Linked DNA regions of Homo sapiens: regions 1 and 2 are each linked to region 3. Evidence: read pairs that join two places in POLR2A ChIA-PET (ENCODE). Cell type or tissue: Caco-2. All regions are shown on one strand. Region 1 overlaps DPP9 (dipeptidyl peptidase 9). Region 2 overlaps TLE2 (TLE family member 2, transcriptional corepressor). Region 3 has its middle 14 kb from the start of TNFAIP8L1.

Evidence for each region. Peaks named below come from ENCODE experiments on the same cell type or tissue, not always from the same donor. Only the 100,000 strongest peaks of a DNase experiment are listed, where the experiment ranks them.
Region 1: POLR2A ChIA-PET joins it to region 3 with 5 read pairs; 5 of 35 experiments call an interaction of 5 or more read pairs at or near these places.
Region 2: POLR2A ChIA-PET joins it to region 3 with 9 read pairs; 1 of 35 experiments calls an interaction of 5 or more read pairs at or near these places.

The regions. Positions count from the first base shown.
Region 1 is chr19:4,673,699-4,676,198 of GRCh38, forward strand. It overlaps DPP9 (dipeptidyl peptidase 9), which reads right to left. Exons shown (of 22, transcript NM_139159.5): 22 at 1,529-2,500. Among named protein-coding and RNA genes, the nearest start is that of DPP9-AS1, 4.3 kb to the right of the region's middle. RefSeq lists an enhancer at 2,273-2,500. In Caco-2, no CTCF peak of the experiment used is centred here; no DNase peak of the experiment used is centred here.
Region 2 is chr19:3,005,267-3,007,766 of GRCh38, forward strand. TLE2 (TLE family member 2, transcriptional corepressor) reads right to left here. Exons shown (of 20, transcript NM_003260.5): 15 at 1,154-1,403; 16 at 455-702; 17 at 171-318. Among named protein-coding and RNA genes, the nearest start is that of TLE2, 23 kb to the right of the region's middle. RefSeq lists an enhancer at 849-1,783 and a silencer at 1,892-2,089. In Caco-2, no CTCF peak of the experiment used is centred here; a DNase peak (open chromatin) is centred at 1,005.
Region 3 is chr19:4,623,778-4,626,277 of GRCh38, forward strand. No RefSeq gene overlaps it. Among named protein-coding and RNA genes, the nearest start is that of TNFAIP8L1, 14 kb to the right of the region's middle. In Caco-2, no CTCF peak of the experiment used is centred here; a DNase peak (open chromatin) is centred at 1,164.

The sequences.
Region 1 (2,500 bases), 50 kb after region 3:
TCCCAAGTAGCTGGGATTACAAGGCATGCAACACTCACCCAGCTATTATTATTATTATTTTTTTGTAGTGATGGGGTTTATGCCATGTTGCTGTGGCTAGTCTCAAACTCCTGTGCTCAAATGATTCACCCACCTTGGCCTCCCAAAGTGCTGGCATTATAGGTGTGAGCCACTGTGCCTGGCCTCCTTTTTGTGTGTGTGTGTGTCTGTGTGAGACAGGGTCTCACTCTGTTGCCCAGGCTGGAGAAACCTCCTCAGCTCACTGCAACCTCCTCCTCCTCCAGGGCTCAAGTGATCCTCCCACTGCAGCCTCCTGAGTAGCTGGGACTACAGGCGTGCACCATTGCGCTGGGCTAATTCTTCAATTTTTAGTCGAGATGGGGTTTCACCATATCGCCCAGGCTGGTCTCAAACTCCTGGGTTCAAGTGATCTGCTGGCCTCAGCCTCCCAAAGTATTGCGATTACAGGCGTGAGCCACCACACATGGCCTTTTTTTTTTTGAGGCTGATCTCAAATGCCTGGGCTCAAGCCAACCTCTCGCCTTGGCCTCCTGATTAGCTGCGATTACAGGTGGAGGCCACTGTGCCTGAGTCCCCTAAATATCATTTTGTACTGGAATTTTTTTCTTTTTTATACTTCCTTTTTGATGTTGTTGTTGTTGTTTTGGAGACTAGGGTCTTACTCTGTCACCCAGGCTGGAGTGCAGTGGCATGATCACAGCTCACTGCAGCCTCGACCTCCCGAGACTAAAGTGATCCTCCAGCCTCAACCTCCTGAGTAGCTGGGACTGCAGGCATGCGCCACTACACCCAGCTAATTTTTGTTTTTGTAGAGCCAGGGTTTCACACCATGTTGCCCAGGCTGGTCTCCAACTCCTGGACTGATGCAATCCACCCATCTTGGCATCCAAAAGTGCTGGGATTACAGGTGTGAGCCACCACGCCCGGCCTCGTATGTTTTTTTAAGCCCCCCCCCCCCTTTTTTTTTTTTTAAAAAAAGTGGAAATTTCCAAAGGATGGAGCAAGTGGATAAGCAGGGCAGTCCATCCCTGCTGTTAGAAATGGAGCCCACATGCCCCGCACGTTGCAAACAGGGTCTGCTGGGTGTCTTGGCTGCTGGGACGATGTGAGGAGGGCCTTGGCCTGTCGTGGTCCTCAGGGTGCAGAGTCTCAGGTAGAAAAGGAGGTGTTGGCTGGGGGAGGATCCAGCATGGAGGATGCTGTAATTTGGGTTGTGCTGAGGCTCTGGGGAGCCCGGGGGGCCAGTCCAGGCCACACACGACAGCCAGAGCTGAGTCCCTGGAGACCGGTAGACCTTCCTAGACCAGCGAGGACAGGACTACCCTCATCAGGTGGCTGGGGCCATCCTCTGTGGGTCAGTCTGATCAGGGCATGGTGCCCAGGCAGCCCCAGCACCCCAGGAGTCCCCACAGATGGCAGTGCCCTTCTGCCATGTCTTGTCTGTTGCCCCCCGGAAGCCCCTCCCACTCAGGAGCCCCAGGACTTAGAAGGAACCTCAGGCAGGTGACATGTTTCCAACTGGAATCGTTTAATGTGTCTACTTCTTCCACGCATAATTATAAAAGAATAAGAATCGACAAAAATATTTTCTTTCCATAATATGTAGAGGTGGTTTGTTTCTTTTTTTTTTTTTTCTTTTCTTTTTACTTTTTTTTTTGCCCGCCCCTGGCAGAGCTCTTGGCGGGGAGGGAAGGGGAGAGGGAAATATAACCCTGAGGTGGGGATGGTTCAGCTCCCAACCCCGGAACCCCTGGTGTGTACGGGTCAGGCAGACACATGTGGCTGGGCGGCTGGGCTGGGGAGGGGACAGCCGCCACTGACCAGCAGAGCGTGGAAGTTCGGTGCGTTTCAGTGCCTGCCTGAAAGCTTGGGGACAGGAGGGCTGTCCACAGGTGGTGCCCCCCGCGGGCCCTGGCCGCTTCTCCTGTGGGGCCCGCATGACCCTCTGCTCGGGCTTGGGAAGAAATGGAGCCTACCAGGTGCTGGGTTGCAACCCCGCTGCCCGGTGTGGACCCCAAGTCTAGATTTAGGCACCCCTTGCTTTCTGTCTTTTATTTTTTATTTATTTTGAGACAGAGTTTCGCTCTTGTTGCCCAGGCTGGAGTGCAATGGTGCGATCTTGGCTCACCGCAACCTCCACCTCCCGGGTTCAAGCGATTCTCCTGCCTCAGCCTCCCGAGTAGCTGGGATTATAGGCACGCGCCACCACACCCGGCTAATTTTTTGTATTTTTAGTAGAGACGGGGTTTCCCCATGTTGGCCAGGCTGGTCTTGAACTCCCAACCTCAGGTGATCCGCCCGCCTCAGCCTCCCAAAGTGCTGGGATTACAGACGTGAGCCACCGCGCCCGGCCTGTCTTTTAAATAATTATGAAAAATATCCCCCCAAACAAAACACAAACATCAAGTTGGGGAGGCTGGCCGGGGGGGACAGGCAATTGCATGCTTGGGTGCTGGGGACGGTGGCTGGCCGGGCCAGG
Region 2 (2,500 bases), 1.6 Mb before region 3:
AGAGTTACAGGGGAAGCCTGTGGATGTGTCTGGGGGACAAGAAAGATGGACACCACAGCAGATGGGAGTCCTGTCCTGTCCTGCCTCTGGAAGTGGGCACCTCACAAGGAGAGGAAGGGATGCTGTATTCCTAGAGCTTCCATCCCCCTCCTGCCAGAACCGAACAGCACCTGGGAGCTGAAGTCATGCTGCTGCAGCTGGCGGCCCTCCCGCAGGTCCCAGCAGCGCACCGTGTTGTCCAGGCCCCCTGTCCAGAGCCGAGTGCCGTAATCGGAAATATCAATGCAGCTGGCGCCGTCCGTGTGGCCCTGGAACTGCCTGGAGGGAGAAGGGCCCAGGCGTCCATCCTGGAATTCGAGCTGCCCCAGCATCGTCCCAGGTCACACTCCTCCACTCCCCCTGCACCGAGAGCGGCCGGGGGCTTGCCCAAGGTCCCAGCGCACCTGCCACCCACCTGACCATAGTCTGATTCTGCAGGTCCCAGACCACAATGTTGCCATCGCTGCAGCAGGAGAAGCAAACCTTGGCGTCGGGGCTGACGGCCAGGGCGTAGCAGGCTGGGGCTGAGGAAGTCAGCTCGGCCTTGATACGGGGGGTGGGCGCCGCCAGGTCCCAAATGGACAAGGTGCTGGCCTCACCGCCCACGATCAGACTCCGGCCATCCGGCAGCAACTTGCAGGAACGAATGTAGTTGTCTCGGTTCTGGGGTCGGGGAGAGAAGCAGGGGCTGGGGGTTGGTCCCAGGTGAGGTCTCTAGGAGCCTAGCTCAACGTGGGGGTCTCTGGAGCCCAATGTAGCCTCATCCTGATTAGCCTGCAAGCCCTACCCTGATTGGCTGGTGAGCCCCGCCCCTTTGACCTGCAAACACTGCCCCATCTGACTATAAGCTCCATCCTTTACCTATAAGCCCCACCCATGGTTGGCCTGCAAACCCTGTCCTGATTGTCTTGCAAGTCCAATTCAGATTGGCCAGAGCCCCACCCCTTTGGCCTGCAAGCCTTGTCCCATGCGACTACGAGCTCCGCCCCTCACCTATAAGCCCCGCCCTTCACCTGTAGCCCCACCCACGGCCAGCCTGCGAACACCGCCCCATTGGAACATAAGCCCCACCCCTCACCTGTGAGTCCCGCCCACTGTCCCACCCCGCCCTCACCAGGCAGTCGAGCTGGGCCACGGGCGTCTTGGCCCCAGGCTGGCCCACGTCCCACACCTTCACACAGCCCTTGCCGCCCGTGTACACATGCTGTGTGGAGCCGCTGATGGTGACCGCGCAGACCACCTCGCCATGGGCCAGCGTGTGCAGCTGCCGGGCGTGCCGCGGGATGCCCGCGCCTACCAGTGCATCCGAGGGGAAGGGAACCGGCTGCATCTGCCCGTCCGCAGACACGTGGAAGGAGTAGGCCCTGGAGAGAAAGCCGGGGCATGACCCAGCCCTGGGCACCACGCCCCCGCACCCGCACCTGGGAGGGCAGGGAGACGCCTTTGTCCTGCCTGGCACCCTCTGATGTGTTTTTTATTTTTTGTTTTGTTTTTTGAGAGGGAGTCTCGCCGTGTCGCCCAGGCTGGAGTGCAGTGGCCCGATCTCAGCTCACTGCAACCTCTGCCTCCTGGGTTCAAGCGATTCTCTTGCCTCAACCTCCCGAGTAGCTGGGATTACAGGCATGCGCCACCATGCCTGGCTAAGTTTTTTGTATTTTTAATAGAGACAGGGTTTCACCATGTTGGCCAGGCTGGTTTTGAACTCCTAACCTCAAGTGATCTGCCCGCCTCGGCCTCCCGAAGTGCTAGAATTACAGGCGTGAGCCACCATGCCCAGCCTGATGCGTTTGTTTCTTTTTTGAGATGGAGTCTCGCTCTGTCACCCAGGCTGGAGGGCAGTAGCGTGATCTGGACTCACTGCAAACTCTGCTTCCGGGGTTCAAGTGATTCTCCTGCCTCAGCCTCCCAAGGAGCTGGGATTACAGGTGCAGGCCACCACGCCTGGCTAATTTTTTTGTATTTTTAGTAGAGATGGGCTTTCACCATGTTGCTCAGGCTGGTCTCAAACTCCTGACTTCAAATGATCCTCCCACCTCGGCCTCCCAAAATGCTGGGATTACAGGCATGAGCCACCGGGCCCAGCCTCTGATGCATTTTTTAAAGTAATTTTCTCTGTTATTATTTTGTAGAGATGAGGTCTTGCTATGTTGCCCAGGCTGGCCTCAAACTCCTGGTTTCAAGTGATCCTCCCGCCTTGGCCTCCCAAAGCACTGGGATTACAGGAGTGAGCCATGGTGCTCGGCCTCTGATTTAGGAAAAAGGCAGGACAATGTGGTCAAAGGTGATATGGGACAGTCAGTGGGTGGCACAAATACACAGGGAGTCTAGGTTGTGGTGTGGCGCATGGTAAACAAGCACTTAATAAATGTTCGTTCAACCGAGGACCCACAAAGAAACCTTGAGTGTTCCAGACCAGCTAGAGGGTCTGTCCTAGGAGCCCCGGCCACCTGTGACCAGTTAA
Region 3 (2,500 bases):
GCATGATCACAGCTCACTACAGCCTTGAACTCCTGGACTCAAGCAATCCTCTTGCCTCAGCTTCCCCCGTAGCTGGAACGTAGCTAGCACACCACCATACCTGGTGCTTGTATTTTCTTTTTTTTTTTTTTTGAGACGGAGTTTCGCTTTTGTTTCCCAGGCTGGAGTGCAATGGCATGATCTCCGGTTCACTGCAAGCTCCGCCTCCCGGATTCAAGCCATTCTCCTGCCTCAGCCTCCCGAGTAGCTGGGATTACAGGCATGTGCCACCACACCTGGCTAATTTTGTATTTTTAGCAGAGATGGGGTTTCTCCGTGTGGGTCAGGGTGGTCTCGAACTCCCAACCTCAGGTGATCCACCCACTTCGGCCTCCCAAAGTGCTGGGATTCCAGGCGTGAGCCACCGCACCCAGCGCTTGTATTTTCTTTAGAACATTTTTTATCACCCGGAATTCTCTTAGGCTAATATTTGTAATTTGTTAAGCACAGTTAAGGGAACTGGATCTGGACTGCCTAACCCCTCCCAAGTCCCAACTACAGGCTGGCCCCTGCCAGCCTGTCCCTGTAGCCTTCATTTTCACTCTCCCTGCATTATTCAGTCACCACTCAGCAAACATGTTTTAAGTGGCTACTGCACTAGACCGTGTATCTCATGGCTCCTAGTCCTGCCCTGGTGCTTACAATCACCCAGGGAGTTTCAAATTCCAACCAACACCTTCCATCCCTCCCCTCCACTGGAGATTATGAATGAATCGGTCTAGAGCTGGGGGCTGGGAAAAGGATTCAAGTGTGCCCTCAGGACATAGAACAATTGCTGTAGGTTTTGTTTTTTCCTTTTTTTTTTTTTTTTTTTTTTTGAGGCAGCGTCTCACTCTGTCGCCCAGGCTGCAGTGCAGTGGTGTGATTTCGGCTCACTGCAACCTCCGCCTCCCAGGCTCAAGTGATTCTCCTGCCGCAGCCTCCTGAGTAGTAGCTGGGATTACAGGTGCATGCCACCACGCCTGGCTAAGTTTTGTATTTTAAGTAGAGATGGGTTTCACCATGTTGGCCAGGCTGGTCTTGAACTCCTGATCTCAGGCGTTCCTCCCACCTTGGCCTCCCAAAGTGCTAGGATGACAGGCATGAGCCAACATGCCCAGCCTCTGCAATAGGTTTTCTTATCTCCCAAAGGCCGTGCTCACTGCTGCCCCCAAGCCTTTGCTGAAGCTGGTCCCTCTGCTGGAACACACTCCTGCTTCCTCTCCACCTATTTAAATCCTCCATAACTTTCTTTGTTATAAACATTTTTTTTTTCTAATTTTGAGGAAAGTAAAAAGGAAAGACAAGTGCAAAGACAAATATAGCAAGCACCTGTGTTTCCTCCACACAGGACCAGCGGTGCTTAACCCTTCTCATGTTTGCTTCAGGCCTGTTTTGTTTTGTAAGTAAGAATGGAAATACTGGAAGTCAAGGTACAGTGGCCTTTGACCTCCTCCAGTCACGCATTTTTCTACATTCTTATGTGTATAAACTCTCACCCATCCATGAACGTGACTAGTGTAATTTTGCACACTAAAAATAAATCTTAATATTCTCATAAGGTACATATCATCCTGCAATTTGCTCTTTTCACTCAATATTTTATTTTATTAATTTTTTAAATATTTATTTTATTTATTTATGGATTTATTTTGAGATGGAGTTTCATTCGTGTTGCCCAGGCTGGAGTGCAATGGTGCAATCTCGGCTCACCGCGACCTCCGACTCCCGGGTTCAAGTGATTCTCCCGCCTCAGCCTCCTGAGTAGCTGGGATTACAGGTACACGCCACCACTCCTGACTAATTTTTTTGTATTTTTAGTAGAGGTGGGGTTCCTCCACATTGGCCAGGCTGGTCTCCAACTCCTGACCTCAAGTGATCCACCTGCCTCGGCCTCCCAAAGTGCTGGGATTACAGGTGTGAGGCACTGTGCCCCACTCTGTCAATGAACTTTTAGGTTAATTCCTGGTTTTGGTTTTGGTTTTAGAGATGCAGTCTTCCTATGCTGCCCAGGCTGGAGTGCAGTGGCTATTCACAAACACAATCATGGCACACCACAGCCTCGAACTCCTGGCCTCAAGTGATCCTCCTGCCTCGGCCTCCCAACTAGCTGGGACTACCACTGCACCCCGCTCTATTCCTGGTTTTTAATATTACAAAAGGTGCTACTATGAAAAGTCTTTTCCTCTCTCTTTATGCACTTGGCAAAGTATTTCTCTAAGAACTATGACTAGAAATGGAATCACTGGAACATTGGATGTGTGCGTGGTTTACCTGACTATTTAATGCCCAAGTGCTTTCTAGGATTAAGCTACAACCGGTAACTGTGGAAGCTCCCCTTCTTCCATTTTTTTTTTTTTTGAGACGGAGTCTCAATCTGTCGCCCAGGATGGAGTGCAGTGGTGCGATCTCGGCTCACTGCAAGCTCCGCCTCCCGGGTTCACGCCATTCTCCTGCCTCAGCCTCCCGAGTAGCTGGCACT